Linked DNA regions of Homo sapiens: regions 2 and 3 are each linked to region 1. A link is a loop called in an ENCODE intact Hi-C map of the cell type or tissue named here. Cell type or tissue: OCI-LY7. All regions are shown on one strand.

What was found. Peaks named below come from ENCODE experiments on the same cell type or tissue, not always from the same donor. Only the 100,000 strongest peaks of a DNase experiment are listed, where the experiment ranks them.
Region 2: it touches region 1 in a loop (5-fold over the local background); 8 of 110 quality-filtered maps call a loop at or near these places.
Region 3: it touches region 1 in a loop (5-fold over the local background); 7 of 110 quality-filtered maps call a loop at or near these places.

Annotation. Positions count from the first base shown.
Region 1 is chr13:30,353,253-30,358,252 of GRCh38, reverse strand. The region is part of intron 4 of LINC00426 (long intergenic non-protein coding RNA 426); the gene reads left to right. Among named protein-coding and RNA genes, the nearest start is that of LINC00426, 18 kb to the left of the region's middle. In OCI-LY7, CTCF peaks have their summits at 2,506 and 2,709 (motif pointing left); DNase peaks (open chromatin) are centred at 2,195, 2,722 and 3,302; H3K4me3 peaks cover 2,025 bases; H3K27ac peaks cover 3,437 bases.
Region 2 is chr13:30,549,081-30,554,080 of GRCh38, reverse strand. It overlaps a transcript of HMGB1 not described here and the pseudogene PTPN2P2. Among named protein-coding and RNA genes, the nearest start is that of USPL1, 66 kb to the left of the region's middle. In OCI-LY7, CTCF peaks have their summits at 2,486 and 2,693; a DNase peak (open chromatin) is centred at 2,700.
Region 3 is chr13:30,441,192-30,446,191 of GRCh38, reverse strand. LOC107984577 (a long non-coding RNA gene) reads right to left here and starts at 447. Exons shown (of 2, transcript XR_001749803.2): 1 at 1-447. RefSeq lists enhancers at 86-265, 1-560 and a silencer at 1,027-1,218. In OCI-LY7, no CTCF peak of the experiment used is centred here; DNase peaks (open chromatin) are centred at 391, 2,141, 2,501, 3,011 and 3 weaker places; H3K4me3 peaks cover 4,712 bases; H3K27ac peaks cover 5,000 bases.

The sequences.
Region 1 (5,000 bases):
TATGTGCCACCACATGCTGCTAATTTTTGTAGTTTTTGTAGAGATGAGGTTTTGCCATGTGGCCCAGGCTAGTCTCAAACTCCTGGGCTCAAGTGATCTGCCCAGTTCAGCCTCCCAAAGTGCTGAGATTACAGGCATGAGCCACCATGCCTGGCTGCGTGTATATATTGCAATTTTTTTTTTTTTAACTCTGTGCATGTATCATTTTAAAAACTTCTTTAAAAACCTGCCGTCTTAAATCCTAGCACAGGGTCCACCTGGTTCTACCTCATAAAGCTGTGCAGAACACCTCTAATCTTTCTTCTGTAACAGCATGCATTTGCAAACTTCTACCATGGGCCCTTTATATCCCGTCTTCTACAGGTTAAACAAACACAGTTCTTTACATCAATGCTTCCGTCCCTGGCCATCTGGTCTCCTGTCCCCTCCAGACCCAAAACCATGGGCTGGGCTGCAGCAAAATGAGGGTGTACTCAGTGCACTGAGGCCCATGTACCATGAGAGATGGTGAGTGATATCAGGGAGAGGAACATCTGCAGAGGCAGCGCTGCCCTGGGAGGCCCTGTCCCAAGCAGTAGTGGGAGCATCTGGAAGGGGTGAATAGGGAGTGTGGGCTGGGCTGGGCTGGGCTGGGATGGAAGGGAGGCTAAGCATGCAGACACCAGCTTTGCTAAGCTGCGCAGTGCATAAGGGTCCCCCTAAAGGGACTAGTTTGCTAGAATAAAAGAGAAAAACCAGAATCTCCTACATTTACATGGCTACTTTATAATTCTCAAGGCATTTTTTACAAACTGCATTACATTTGTTACTTATCACAGTGCTTTAAGTTAGGTATTCAGGAATTATTTTTCTCATTTCAGGAGAAAGCCTTGGCCGGAGTTTAAGGATTTGGGGCTGGGCACAGTGGCTCGTGCCTGTAATCCTAGCACTTTGGGAGGCCAAGGCAGGAGGATCACTTGAGGCCAAGAGTTTGAGACCAGCCTGAGCAACATAGTGAGACTCTCATTTCTAAAAATAAAAAAGTTAGGCCTGGCACAGTGGCTCATGCCTATAATCCCAGCAGTTTGGGAAGCTGAATCAAGAGGATCACTTGAGGCCAGGAGTTTGAGCCCAGCCTGGTCAACATAGTGAGACTTTATCACTACAAAAAGTTTTTATTTATTTATTTTTTTTGAGACAGGGTCTCGATTCATCACTTAGGCTGGAGTGGAGTGTGCAATCACAGCTCACAGCTCACAGCAGCCTCGACCTCCTGGGTTCAAGCCATCCTCCCACCTCAGCCTCCTGAGTAGCTGGGACTACAGGCATACACCACCATGTCTGGCTAAATTTTTGTACTTTTTGTAGAGACAGGGTTTCGCCATGTTGCCCAGGCTGGTCTCTAGCTCCTGGGCTCAAGCAATCTGCCTGCCTCAGCCTCCCAGAGGCCTGGAACTACAGGCGTGAGCCGCTGCTCTTGGCCATTTTTAATTTAAGAGACAGAGTCTCGCTTTGTTACCCAGGCTGGAGTGCAGTACCCTTACTGCAGCCTTGAACTACTGGGCTCAAGCCATCCTCCCACCTCAGCCTCTCAAGTAGCTGGGACTACAGGTGTGTGTCCCCATGCCCAGCTGACTGAGCTACCACCATGCCACTGCATGCCAGTTGTGACAAAGTGAGACCCTGTCTCTAAAAAATAATTAAATAAAATGTTTAATGGTGTTCTGGGTCCTTACTTCATGGACACTTTCCACTATGCAGCCTGCCACTGATTTCATGTAAAGGCAAAACCAAAAGAGATCCTTTGCTAAATTATCCCAAGTCTTACAATATGGAGATTGGAAAATGTTTTCTATCGAGATAGAGGAAACTGACTGGATGATTTTGCCAGATCATCATGCACATTGGTGAGTTCCAAGGCCCCACCTCCACCCCATAAGACCCTAGGTTAGGCAGGAACACTGGGGGACCCCTTTGTCTCCATTGGCCACACCTGGGCCTGCCTCTACCAAAGGGTAAGAGACCAGTTAAGCTTCTCATGTTGGGGAAAGACAAGTCCCCTCCCTATGGCTGCATAGAAGGAGTTCAGTGTATCCTTAGGGCCGGGGGCATCTGTGGCCTGGGCTTTATACCTTGAGGAATCTCTGTTCTGCAGGGTCTAGATGCTCAGAGTGGCAGCTGAGAGGCAGGAAGGAAGAGGTAAAGAGGGCCACTGGCAGCCCTGGTTACAAAATTCGGGTATCAGGTGCCCCCAGCCAGCCTAGGATATGCAAGTCGCCCAGGCCTGGCTCTTCCTGCAGTCGGCACACGTTCGGGAGGCTGCTTGTCAGCCTCTAGTAACTTTATTTTCCTCTTTTAGGATGCTCTCCCTGGCCATTTTAACCTAATGGATCAGGATAAACAAGTTAGGGAAGCAGAAGGAAGAGCACATAGGAGCATTTCCTTGCAGGCTGGAGTACTAGGGTCCCCCAGGGAATAAGAAAAGGGCTTCTCTTCTTGCTCATAGGAAAATACATTTTACTAGATGAGATACTCTCTGGTGTTCTGAACTGGCAAACACTGGGCCAGGGAGAAAGGAGGCCAGGAGAGGAAGGTGGAGAGGTTTCTGCTGGAATTTGGGCCTTCGGGCCACTCGCTGATAGATCTGGTTGCAGGGGGCGATATTTAAAATGTTTAACAGGCGGGCCTGACCCATCAGACCTGTCACCGCAGGGCCTCCAGAGTCAGCTCCCGGAGGCCCCCTGCTGGGCCATATATGCCCCCGTTTGGTTGCAGGATGGTGGGGAGGTGTGGGGGCTCCAGGGGAGGGGCCAGGGCCTGGGCTGCTTACCACCCAGTGTGGAAGCATTTCTATGTGAGCACAAGGTGTGGCTGCAGCCCTTCACAGCAGCTGAATGTCAGCCCTGGTGGGGTTAGCAGCCGGTGGTCCTGCTGGCCTCTCAGGTTGCCTGGCACTCCCTATATGCTTATTCCAAATCATGCCAGCCTCATGCAGATCCCGGGCAGAATTGCAAACAAAAGACTTGTTTGCAGAATTGCAAAATTCTCCCATCCAGAGCCAGGCCATGCACAAATGTCCCAGTGTATGGTGGGGTGGCCTCTTTGCCTGCAGTAACTCGTGCAATTCTGACATGAGGAGCAAGCAGTTCTTGCTTTATCAGGAGGAATCTTCCTCTCCCTTTATCACCCTCTGGTTCCAGGATACCGTGTACATTTCCGCCCCCATCGCCGTGCAGCTGGAACACACTGTCAGAATGAATGCCTCATTGCATCAGGAATCCAGAGCTCTTCGTCTGTAAAACAGGAGGGGTGGGCTTCCAGAACCACTAACAGATGTCTAAGTGAAAAAAACTCCACACCTGCCCAACCGCCAGCTTCCTTTCTCATTCTTGAGGGCTCCCAGTAACAAGACATTAGAAAAATGTGTTGTGCGAGCTGCGGTTTCCACTTTCCCTGAAGCCTAGCTATCTAATCTCCTGGGAGTGAGAAATCAGGCAGCGAATTGTCTAAGATGGGAGGCAAGAGGTGCCATAGGAGGCCATGTACATGTTGCCCAGGAGGCCTGGTCGCCCAGGACGCCTGCTTCTGCAAACCCAATCGGGGATGACAGCATGGGCTGGCCAAGGCGGGTCTTGACAGAGAAGCCCATGAAAATCCCTGCTGGTTGTCTTAGTCTGAAAACTTCTGCTCTGATGACGCTTGACATGGCAAAGCTTTATTTCATTATTTTTATGTTTATACATATTATTTTTTGCCCTTTATTTTTCCTTTTTGAGACAGAGTCTCCCTCTTTCTCCCAGGTTGGAATGCAGTGGCGCAATCTCCACTCACTGCAACCTCCACTTCCCAGGTTCAAGCAATTCTTGTGTCTCAGTCTCCTGAGTAGCTGGGGTTACAGGCGCACACCACTACACTATTTTTTTTTTTTTTTTTTTTTTGGTATTTTTAGTAGAGATAGGTTTCACCATGTTTGCCAGGCTGGTCTGGAACTCCCGGCCTCAAGTTATCTGCCCTCCTCAGCCTCCCAAAATGCTGGGATTACAGGCGTGAGCCACTGTGCCCGGCCTATTTCTACATATTATTTTTACTTCTAATCCACATATATAGTTTTAAAATTCAGATATTTACAAGCTTTAGTAAAAATTCATAGCCTTGTAGCCTCCTGCCCCCCCATTCTTGCCTTCAGGTACTGCTGCCCAGAGTCAGCCACTGTCTATGACTCCTGGTATTTGCAGCAATCATTCCAAATGATGTGCTTATAGAGTTGTATCTTTCTAAAGCTTAGAAATGATCTCCTGACTTACTGGAAGATGAAGAGGTAGCTTTTTCCTCCTCCCCCCAGGACGTGCTTCTTCCTCACTAAGGAACAGAGTTCCTGTATTTCTATCTATTTTACATGCATGCCTTTGATTATAAGGTTTGCCATTATTTTATGAGGCACTACAAAAGAAGAGAAGTGCAAGTAAAGTAACTATGATGCAACACTTTCTCATCACATTGACTAAAAAATGTGTTCTGATTTCCAAAATGTTAAAATGGGAAAAATATGTGCATTTTAGAATATTACAAATTACAGGACAGCACATCTTCTGATAAAATCCCTGGTCAGTATTTGTATTATTTTGCCTATGTAAATATTGTCTGCAGTGTACTGCGTTTACATTTCTGCTCATGTATATCTTTTCTCCTCGGGAGTTAATAATTGCCTTGTCTTTTTTAATTCATAGGGTTTTTTTTTTTTTTGGCATTTATGAGTAATTCATTCCCAAGCTCTCCTCAGTGTGGTGAACACACTAGTAATCTTGCCATTGCATTTCTCTTCCTGTGCAGACGTCCTCCGGGAACTATCCTTCTGCTTCAAACTCAGGCTGGTTTCTCCTCAGGTCCACTATAGTTACAGCCCAGATTTCAGCGTCCTCCTGGAAATCATTTTTCCTTCTCTCCTGTGTTAGATTCCCTGTTTCCTAGAGCTTGTATCTTTTTCTTGGTTAATTCTTTGTTTTGTTGGAGCACATCCTCTA
Region 2 (5,000 bases), 200 kb before region 1:
TTAAACAGCATCTTTTGGTCATCTGTTGGCCAGTACTGCGCACATTTAACCGATTCTTTCTCCACAATGCGGTTCAGCACAACAACTGCTTTGGTCTTCTGCTGCCAAACCGTAAGCCAGAAATGGCAGCACATGTTAGGAAGTGGACCCGGTGTTAAGATGTAACTCCTTCGTGCCTCTTCTATGTCAACTAAGCTGGCATTAATATAATCATTCTCAGTATTCTGCAGTTTAACACGACTGTGATCATATGGGCTTACATCTCTGTATCTATTTCGATTTCTGTTTTCTGGAAACTTGGCCACTCTATGAAGATAGTCATGGGACTCATTTCGAATTTCCAAGTACGGCAGCTGCCAGCGATGCTGAGCATCCAACTCCTTGAACTCCCGCTCAATGATGGTGGGCATGGCTGGGACAAATAGTGAATCTTAAGAGAAATGGAAGAGTGAGGTTGGCTCCTAAGCTGGACAGACACTCAATGTGGTTTATTATAGTCAATCATTACTCAAGGAAGTTGTATATATTCTATTCATATATATATTTGGTAAATTTCTAATTACCATACCCCTATGAAGTCATTACCATACTCCTATAAAGTATTATCTTCATTATAAAGTGAAGAGAGTGAGGCTGAGAGAAGTTAAATTATGTGCCCAAGGTCATGGCTAGTGAATGAGCAAACTTGGTTTCAAAGTCAGGTCTGTCTGGCTCCCAAGCCACCAGTCTTTTACGTTACCACATTGTCTTAGTCTGGGCTCTCCCGAAAGCAAAGCCTGTACAAACAACTTGGAGGTAGGTAGGGAGTTTATTTGGGAATGTGACACCAAGGAATAGACTGTGATAAGACAGAAGAATGACCCCCCGGAAGGAGAGAAAGCCAACCCAAGGGTCCCTTTCAAATTGGCAACCATTATGAATATCTGCTACTTGATCCTGTGGGAGCTTCTGAGGAACCTTTTAACATGCATCTCAGAATTGGCCACCCTGGGCTAAAAATGAGACAAGCATTTTTTCTATGAGCTCCTGTCCCTCAGTGGTCAGGGCAAGCTTACAGGCCTTAACTGTCCTGCATTTCCAGATTGTCCATATCTGAGTGCCAAGTGGTTCCCATGGGACTCCTGTGTCACAGCTCCAATGTAGCCCTGGGGCCAGAAACTAGGGGCAGAGGCCAAAAGCAGGTGCTGTGAGGTTGCATCCGCACAAGGTAGAAGAAGCCCACAGAGACCTGGGTACCATAGCAGTGTTTGAAATAAGAGGTGAAATTGAGAACACGTGATATATTGCTCAGAATGTTTAGAGACACATGACCAGTTACAATGAGAGAGTGGAATGAGAATCTTCAATGTCTCATCATGCATTCATTCATTCATTTATCCATTCAGTCACCAACGAATGCTGGGTAGTATATGAAGTGATAGAAGAATTAAAATGGGTCTAGCTGAGTCTCAGATACGACAGAAAAGAAAATAGACAATATGATAGTGTGTGCTAAGTGCTTCAATAGAAGTATACAAAAAGGTAGTAAAAGTATCGAAGAGAGATACCCAGTGTATTCTGTGTGTGGACAGAGAGGGGGTGTGGGGAGAAGGGAGGTCATTTTCCTAGAGCTTAGTCTTGAAAGATAAATAGAAGTCAGCCAACTGAGGAGAAATATGAGCATCAACTCTATATTCAAATTAAATTTTAGTATTTCAATATTAAATTTCCTAAGTATGATCCTTGTGGTTATGTAAGAGAGTGTCCTATTTTTAGGAGATACTTGCTGAAAAATTTAAGAGTAAAGTGTCATAATGTCTGCAACTTACTCTCAAATGATTCAGCAAAGTAAATATTTGGGGATGGGGAAAAGCAAGTGAACACAAATGTAGCAAAATGTTAATAACTGGTGAATATAACTAAAGGATATGTGTGTGTTTATTGCACTAATCTTACAACTTTTTTAAATTTTCTGAAATAAAAAAAGGAGAGGAGAAAATTAATTGAGGGCCATGGGCAGGGGTTGGGGAGGAGCAGTCTGGGATGGGCTTGTGAGAGGGACACCAATACCTGAGGACGCTTGGGGCATTTTTAAAATTGCAGCGATTGGCCAGGTGCAGTGGCTCACACCTGGAATCCCAGCACTTTGGAGGCCAAGGCAGGAGGATCGTTTGAGACCAGTCTGGGCAACAGAGCAAGACCCCGTCTCTACAGAAAATACAATATTAAATAGCCAGGCATGGTGGCACATGGCTGTGGTCCCAGCTACTCAGGAGGCTGACGTGGGAGGATTGCTTAAGCCCAGGAGTTTGAGGCTGCAATGAACTATGATCGCACCACTGCACTCCAGCCTGGGCAACAGAGCAAGACCCTGTCTCTAAGAAAAGTAAATAAATTGCAGTGGTTAGTGGGACACCATGGGACATAAATGCTCATGATAGAGAAGCAACAAAAATGAGACAAGAAAAGGGAGTGATCTGTGCTAGAGTGTTGGGCTGCATCCTAGAGGCCTGGGTGACATTGAATAATTTCATGCATCTTTTGTGTTTAAATGGTCACTTTAGCAGCAGTTTAATGAGAATGGATTAGAAAAGGCCAAAACTGTGGCAAGAAGTTTAGTTTTTATGTTATGGTATTTAAGGTTACAGGTTCTATAGGCCTACCGGAAAATGGTGCCAAGATAAAGTGAAGACAGCTTTGAAACTGCAGAGGGCAGAAGAGTCAACAGGACTTGGCAATCCCCTATACTCAGTGAGTTCCTAAGATGGACTTGGTTCAGTTCAGTGATGAGCCTTTTAAACCCCAAAGAGAAGGAAGACTTGCGGAGGAAAAAAATTAGTTTTAGAATGTATTTAACCATGAAATAATGAATTAAGGTGCTTAGTTTATACATCAGGGGTTTATTTATCTTTTATCACCATAACTAGTACTGCTTGCATTATAGTAGGTATTCGATAAAATTTTTTAAACTGTGTTTAGAAATCATGATAGTAGATGGTAAAATGCTTTCTTCAGTTGCTGATACTCGGGGGAAATATGTTGTATATTTTAATGTTTTCTCCCTGAGGGCTAAGCATTTGGTGAACATCTGTCTCCTAACACCTGTTGGGCTGGTTTACCTGGCAATCTAAAGTGAACATGTGCCAGGGTAGTGCCACTTAAAGTACCTTCACTTTTTAGAATCTATCAGATGTGTTTAGAATCAGTTTTGTCTTCCACCAGCTAGTTTTCTCAGTTTAGAAAGTACATGTATTTCTACTTCTTAGTAAATGTAATATATGACACATGAATTTAAAGAACGTACAAAGTAGGAAACATTTATATTTCATACAACTTGAATTTTCAAATGCAAAAATTTCCTCTTGGGAGTGAGTCTTATGTTTTGGAGCAGGAATGACAGAACAGATATGGTACCAAAGCCAAGCTCACCTAGATATTGCAGACACACAGGCAAAAGAGGAGGTGGCCCGAGTGTGTCATCCGAGGGTCCCTCGGCATGGGAGCAGTTCCTCTGGTGGGTAGTGAACTGAGCAAAGAGGCAAATGAATGATAGGTAGTTACACAGAGAGAATCCCTACATTAAGGAAGTACGACAAACACGAGGACTCGATTTAGATTCTATGTCTAAGAGCCTTCCTTTGACATCCCTCCCCACCATGTCAGGGAGGATATGTACTCTCATTCCATTCAGTCGTTAGCACTGCTCACACTGGTAATAGCTTCTCGTTGTCTGCTTTCCTCTTTGGACTTTAGATAGCCCCTTGAAAGCCACCCACCTTTGTGTTCCCAGTGTTTAGATTGGTCCCTAGCACAATGTCAGTGTTCTGTAACTTTTACATACATGAATGAACAAATGGACAAATGAACATACATGACTTCCTAAAAGGATGTCATAGCTCCTGATAGTCATGACAGCACTAGTATTAACCTTTGTTTTGTAATGAGTTTCAATTTAATGTTAAGGAAAATATAGGATTTTAAAAACTAGTACACACACATACACATATTCCAGAGTCTTTCTAGTGAGTTTGAATATTAATTTATAAAAGAATCTAACATCACATGCTTTAAAAAATAGTGTTTGTGGCCAGGTGTGGTGGCTCATGCCTGTAACCCCAGCACTTTGGGAGGCTGAGGCAGGCGGATTACTTGGGGTCAGGAGTTCCAGACCAGCCTGGCCAACATGGCAAAACCCCGTCTCTACTAAAAATACAAAAATTAGCCAGGCGTGATGGCGGGCGCCTGCAATCCCAGGTACTCGGGAAGCTGAGGCAGGAGAATTGCTTGAACCCGAGAGGCGGAGGTTGCAGTGAGTCGAGATCATGCCACTGCATTCCAGCCTGGCGTGCAGGCTGAGATGGAGCAAGACTCCATCTCAAAAAAAAAAAAACAAACAATTAGTGTTTGTGCCAGGCACAGTGGCTCATGCCCGTAATCCCAGTACTTTGGGAGGCCGAAGCAGGAGGGTCTGTTGAGGCCAGGAGTTCAAGACTAGCCCGGGCAACATAGTGAAGCCCTGTCCCTACACACACACACACAAAAAGTACAAAAATTACTCAGACATGGTGGCCTGCACCTGTAGTCCCAGCTACTCAGGAGGCTGATGCAGGAGGACCACTTGAGCCCAAGAGCTGCAGTGAGCTGTGATTGTGTACTGCTCTCAGCCTGGGCAACAGCGTGAGAATCTGTTTATTACTCTGAACACTATCACTATTACTGTAAGAGTGATAGAGTTTATTACTAAGTTGTTGTTTTAGAATCTGTCAAATACAGAGATGCTGCCCCAATCTGGTCAGACATTCGTATTTATTTATTTATTCAGACAGCATCTCACTCTGTCACCTAGGCTGGAGTTCAGTGGCTCAATTACGGCTCACTGCACCCTTGACCTCCTGGACCCAAGCGAGCACCTGAGTAGCTGGGACCACAGGTGTATACCAGCATGACCAGCTATTTTTCTTATTTTTTGTAGAGATGGGGTCTCACTCTGTTGCCCAGGCTGGTGTTGAACTCCTGGGCAC
Region 3 (5,000 bases), 88 kb before region 1:
AATAAGAGTAAGTTCGTTCCCTTTCAAACTGTATTCGTCATTCTGCCTGCTGACTCTATTTCGGTTGGCTTGGTCGAGGACTGGTGGCTGATTAATGTTCAATGACCCACGGGGACAGCCCAGGCCGACAGTTCCTCAAGACCCTGCAGGTCAACGTTTCGCAACTTCCCAAGCCTCTCCCTGCTCCAGAACGAGCCTGACTCCGCTCCCAGTTTTTCCGGTAATCTCCTCACCGCTCCGCTGCTGCATTTTACGCACGCCCTCCAGGGAGCGGTCCTCGGCGTCCAGCTCTCAGGATGTGGAGAGCTGCAAATAGCACCGACAGCTGCAGCTGGAGGTAGCCGCCCGGGAAGCCAGCCAGCTGCTGCCACCACAGGGGCCAGGGCCGGCCGCGGGCCTCCGCACGCCCTTGTGAGCAGCTCAGCGGAACCCTCGACGAGGCGGGCCGACTCGCCAGTGCAAATTACGGCTTTTATTTCCTTCTGGGTGCACACGTGGGGAGGGAGGGAGCTTGGGGAAGGAGAGTGTGCGCCCTTCAACGTTTGCCACTTCTCTTCAAAACTGCCTGGGAAGTAGGTCGGCACCAATAGTCACCTCATTTGCACAAACAGGGACACTGAGGTGAAGGAAGTGACTGCACCGCCTGAACAGAGCCGAGTGACAGGGAAGCAGGAATCCATCCAGTCTCTGTGCTCCTGGAGCCTGGCCTTTTCCTTCCGGTTTTCTTAGTGCTTTTACAGTATCTCCTGACCATTTCCCCCCTGCTACGTGCAGAAGACTCACCTTCTCTGGCCACACTCCTCAACGAGAAAATATGAGGATTACTTACAGAGCCCCACTGGAAATTTGTCTTTAAAGAAGGAAGCCTAGGCCGGGTGTCGTGGCTCACGCCTGTAATCCCAGCACTTTGGGAGGCCGAGGTGGGCAGATCTCCTGAGGTCAGGAATTCGAGACCAGCCTGGCCAACAAGGTGAAACTCTGTCTCTACTAAAAATACAAAAATTAGCTGGGTGTGGTGATGCACACCTGTAATCCCAGTTACTCGGGAGGCTGAGACAGGAGAATCACTTGAACTGGTGGGGCGGAGGTTGCAGTGAGCCGAGATATCGCCCCACTGCACTCAAGCCTGGGGGACAGAGGGAGACTGTCTCAAAAAAAAAAAAAAAAAAGGGCCGGGCGCGGTGGCTCACGCCTGTAATCCCAGCACTTTGGGAGGCCGAGGCGGGCAGATCACTTGAGCTCAGGAGTTCAAGACCAGCCTGGCCAATATGGTGAAACCCCCTCTCTACTAAAAATAAAAAATTAGCTGGGCGTGGAGGCAGGCGCCTGTAATCCCAGCTACTTGGGAGGCTAAGACAGAGTGGGACTCTGTCAAAAAAAAAAAAAAAAAGATTCAGACATGAGACCGTGAAACTGACTACAGTCACTATTGCACTGTTTATAGATGTTGCCAGACAGAAAGCCCCAAAGCAGCAGCAGCATAGTACCTTCCTAACACTTGGATTGGGAAATCTAGATTTTAGTAAAATAACTGGTGATACTTACAGAAGAAATGTTGGAGTTAGAGTATGCCATCAAAAAAAAAAAAGGAATCCTAGCCTGAAAGGTATTTAAAAATGCATTCCCTTGCCCTGCCACACACAGCGGGGAACAGGGATGGGGCCCCAGTCCGTGTGCAAACCCAGGCACACCTTCCCCAAAGGGAAGTGGAAAGGTGACAGGAGGGAAGCTGAAGCAAGGATGTCTTGTTCTTCCTGACGGTGTCCCGCATTTGCTGAGTGGGTGCACTCTTGCATGGGTGTAAGTTCTGCAGGACACAGGCGGCTCTCCAGGCAGCACTGACGGGGCTGATGCTTGGCACTTTGGGGCCTATTCTTCCACGAGGACATGGATTCGCTTCCTTGGGGTTCAGCCTGGTGTGGAAAGGAGTACCGGACCCGCTCAACGCCGCAGAAACTGGGACCCTGAGCACACACCCTAGGTCCAGTCTCCTATGGGAAATGGCCTGACAGGGTATGGGACAGAGCGGCCACTGCTTCCTCTGAGCGAGACAAACTTCTCTCCTGAGGCTATAGGGCTGAATGAAGAAAGTAGACTGCTGAGGTAGGCCCCATTCCCCTGATGATCAGGCAGGGTCCCGGGGGAGCTTCTCAGGGCAGTTTTAGCTCCTCTCTCAGCTTTTAATGCAAAAAAGAGAGACAAAACCTGATTGAGAAATGAGCGTAGAGCAGCAGAGCTGTACACAGGAAACTGGTGCAAATGACCGTGACATTGTAGTGTATTTTCATCTTTCTTCTTTTCATTTTTGTTCTGCAACAAAAAATTGTAATGTTTATAGTTTAAATGTTAAGAATTTAGCTGGTGGGCCAGATGCAATGGTTCACACCTATCATCCCAGAACCTTGGGAGGCTGAGGTGGGAGGATTGCTTGAGGCTAGGAGTTTGAGACCAGCCTGGGCAACAAAGTCAGATCTCCATCTCTACAAAAATTTTTTTGAAAAATAGCTGGGCATGATGGTGCACGCCTGTAGTCCCAGCTACTCAGGAGGCTGAGGTTGGAGGATCGTTTGAGCTCAGAAGTTCGAGGTTGCAGTGAGCTATGATCAGGCCACTGCACTCCAGCCTGGGCAACAGAGCAAGACTGTCAAAACAACAACAACAAAATAATTCAGCTGGTATTCAGTAACACATGATACTTAAGTGGTCTGCCTAAAAAAATAAAATAAAATAAAAATACAACCTTTTTAAACAAACAACCCATACAGGTTGACAGGTCAACACTGAAGACTATGAAATCACAAGATTTGCAGTGAATGAGAAGCACAATTATATTCTTCTTCTTTTTCAGTTAAATTTGAAACACGCTTCAGCAAATATGTATGTGTCTTCCAGGTGGATGTTGCATTTCAGGTTTCCTTTCTGTTGCCTACAGTGCTTTAAGTCTGCTAGAAATTCCCTTGAGAGAGAAGGAGATGTTAATGCAGAATATTAAGTCCTCTGCCTATCACATCCATAAAGCCACGCCTACCTCTCTCCCAGGGGCATGAGAAATTGCTTTCGCGTGCTATTTGGAGAGGCCTTGGCGTCCAGAAACAAAGAAAACCAAGAAACAAAGAAAAGTGATACAAACCAATGCCCTCAAGACATAAGATAAGGAAGTACAAAGACCTAAAGAAGCACTGAGTTTTAAGTCACTGGTTTTAAAAAATAATTCAAGTTAAAGCTTTGGAGTCACTGCATTTGTGACGACTCTCACTTGACCACTTGCTAGTATGGGTATCCTTGGGCAAGTACCCAGCCTCCTGTGCCTCAATTTCTCCATTTGTCAAATGGGCACAACAATCCTACTGACTTTATAAGGTTTCACTGGTATGTGTGAGAATTTAATAAAATAATCCATGGAAAATGCCTGCCATTATGCTTGGCATTTGGTGACAGCTTAATAAATCGTTAGCTATTGCTTTCTTTTCTTTTTCTTTTTTTTTTTTTTTTTTTTTTTGAGATGGGATCTCGCCATGTTGCCCAGGCTGGTCTTGAATTCCTGATCTCAAGGAATTTCTTGAATTCTGAACATTGGAATCATCCAGGGGATTGATGCCTGGGTTCACCCAATGGATTCTGATTGACTTGGTCTGGGTGTGGCTTGGGCTTTGGAAGTTTTAAAAGCATTCCTGGGGATTCTTAATGCTCAGCCAAGTTTGGAAACTAATGCTTTTTGGTGTCACCCTAACCAAAAAGGCAAAGCAGATGTTTATAGTTTAGATCAAATTAAGGCAGTATGTATTTTGAGCTAATAATTTGACTCACTTTACTGCATTAACCACTCAAATTAGCCAAACAACTATTTTTTTCACTGAATTTATAAGTTTTGGCTGATTTGACTAATAAATTAAGCAAAAAGTTTGATTCCTTAAAATCATATGGCCACAAGCTCAAGTAAATTAAATTCATTGGGAACCAGCTATGATTGTAGGTATTTTGAACCATTATGATACATTAGGTATGCATTATTTATTTTATTTTTATTTTTATTTTCATTTTTGAGATGGAGTCTCTCTCTATTGCCCAGGCTGGAGTGCAATGGCGCGATCTCAGCTTACTGCAACCTCTGCCTCCCAGGTTCAAGTGATTCTCACTGCCTTAGCTTCCTGAGTAGCTGGGATTACAGACACGCACCACCACGCCTGGCTAATTTTTGTATTTTTAGTAGAGATGGGGTTTCACCATGTTGGCCAGGCTGGTCTCCTGACCTCGTGATCCGCCCACCTCAGCCTCCCAAAGTGCTGGGATTACAGGTGTGAGCCACCACGCCTGGCCTTAGGTAATGGATATTCCATTAACATGCTGATAGTTTTAGATTTATTTGATCAGTTCATCCAGTACAAACTTGATTCTTCAAACTAATATAGCTACAGTCTAAAGGAAATTGAATTTGTTGGGGACCACCTAGGCTTTTCAGTGTAATTTAGAATATAAATTACTATAGGAATACGCATTATTTTATTCCTGCACATTTGCCAACAAAGTGGATGTTAAATCAAAATGCTATTGTTGGAATGAAACTGATGCTGCCTTGTCCTTTGATCTCATTCTGGGGACTTTTGAAGGTGTGTAGGCTGCTATTGGATTTGTACAGCACTATTGGTTTATTACTAACCACCTCTTTTAAAAATTAATGAGCCTGTTGGTTAACTTAGTGCTTCAGGTCACACTGATCCATCAGATGAATCACAAGTGAGGTAGCACTCTCAGGCTCTATCAACTTCCTGCCAACATTTTCCGTTAGAGGCATGAAATGCTAGATTAGAAAAAGGCCCTGGCCCTTGTTGCCCAGAGTTCTGCATCTGGCCACGGACCTGGGGCATCAGGTGCCACTTTAACTAGTTGAGCAGAGCAAACCTTTCTGCGATGTATCCATAGTTGGACAAAACAGAAGCAACCACTTGTCTCCAGACTCTAAAATATAAAACAGTAATCGGGCAATTATATGTGTATGGTTT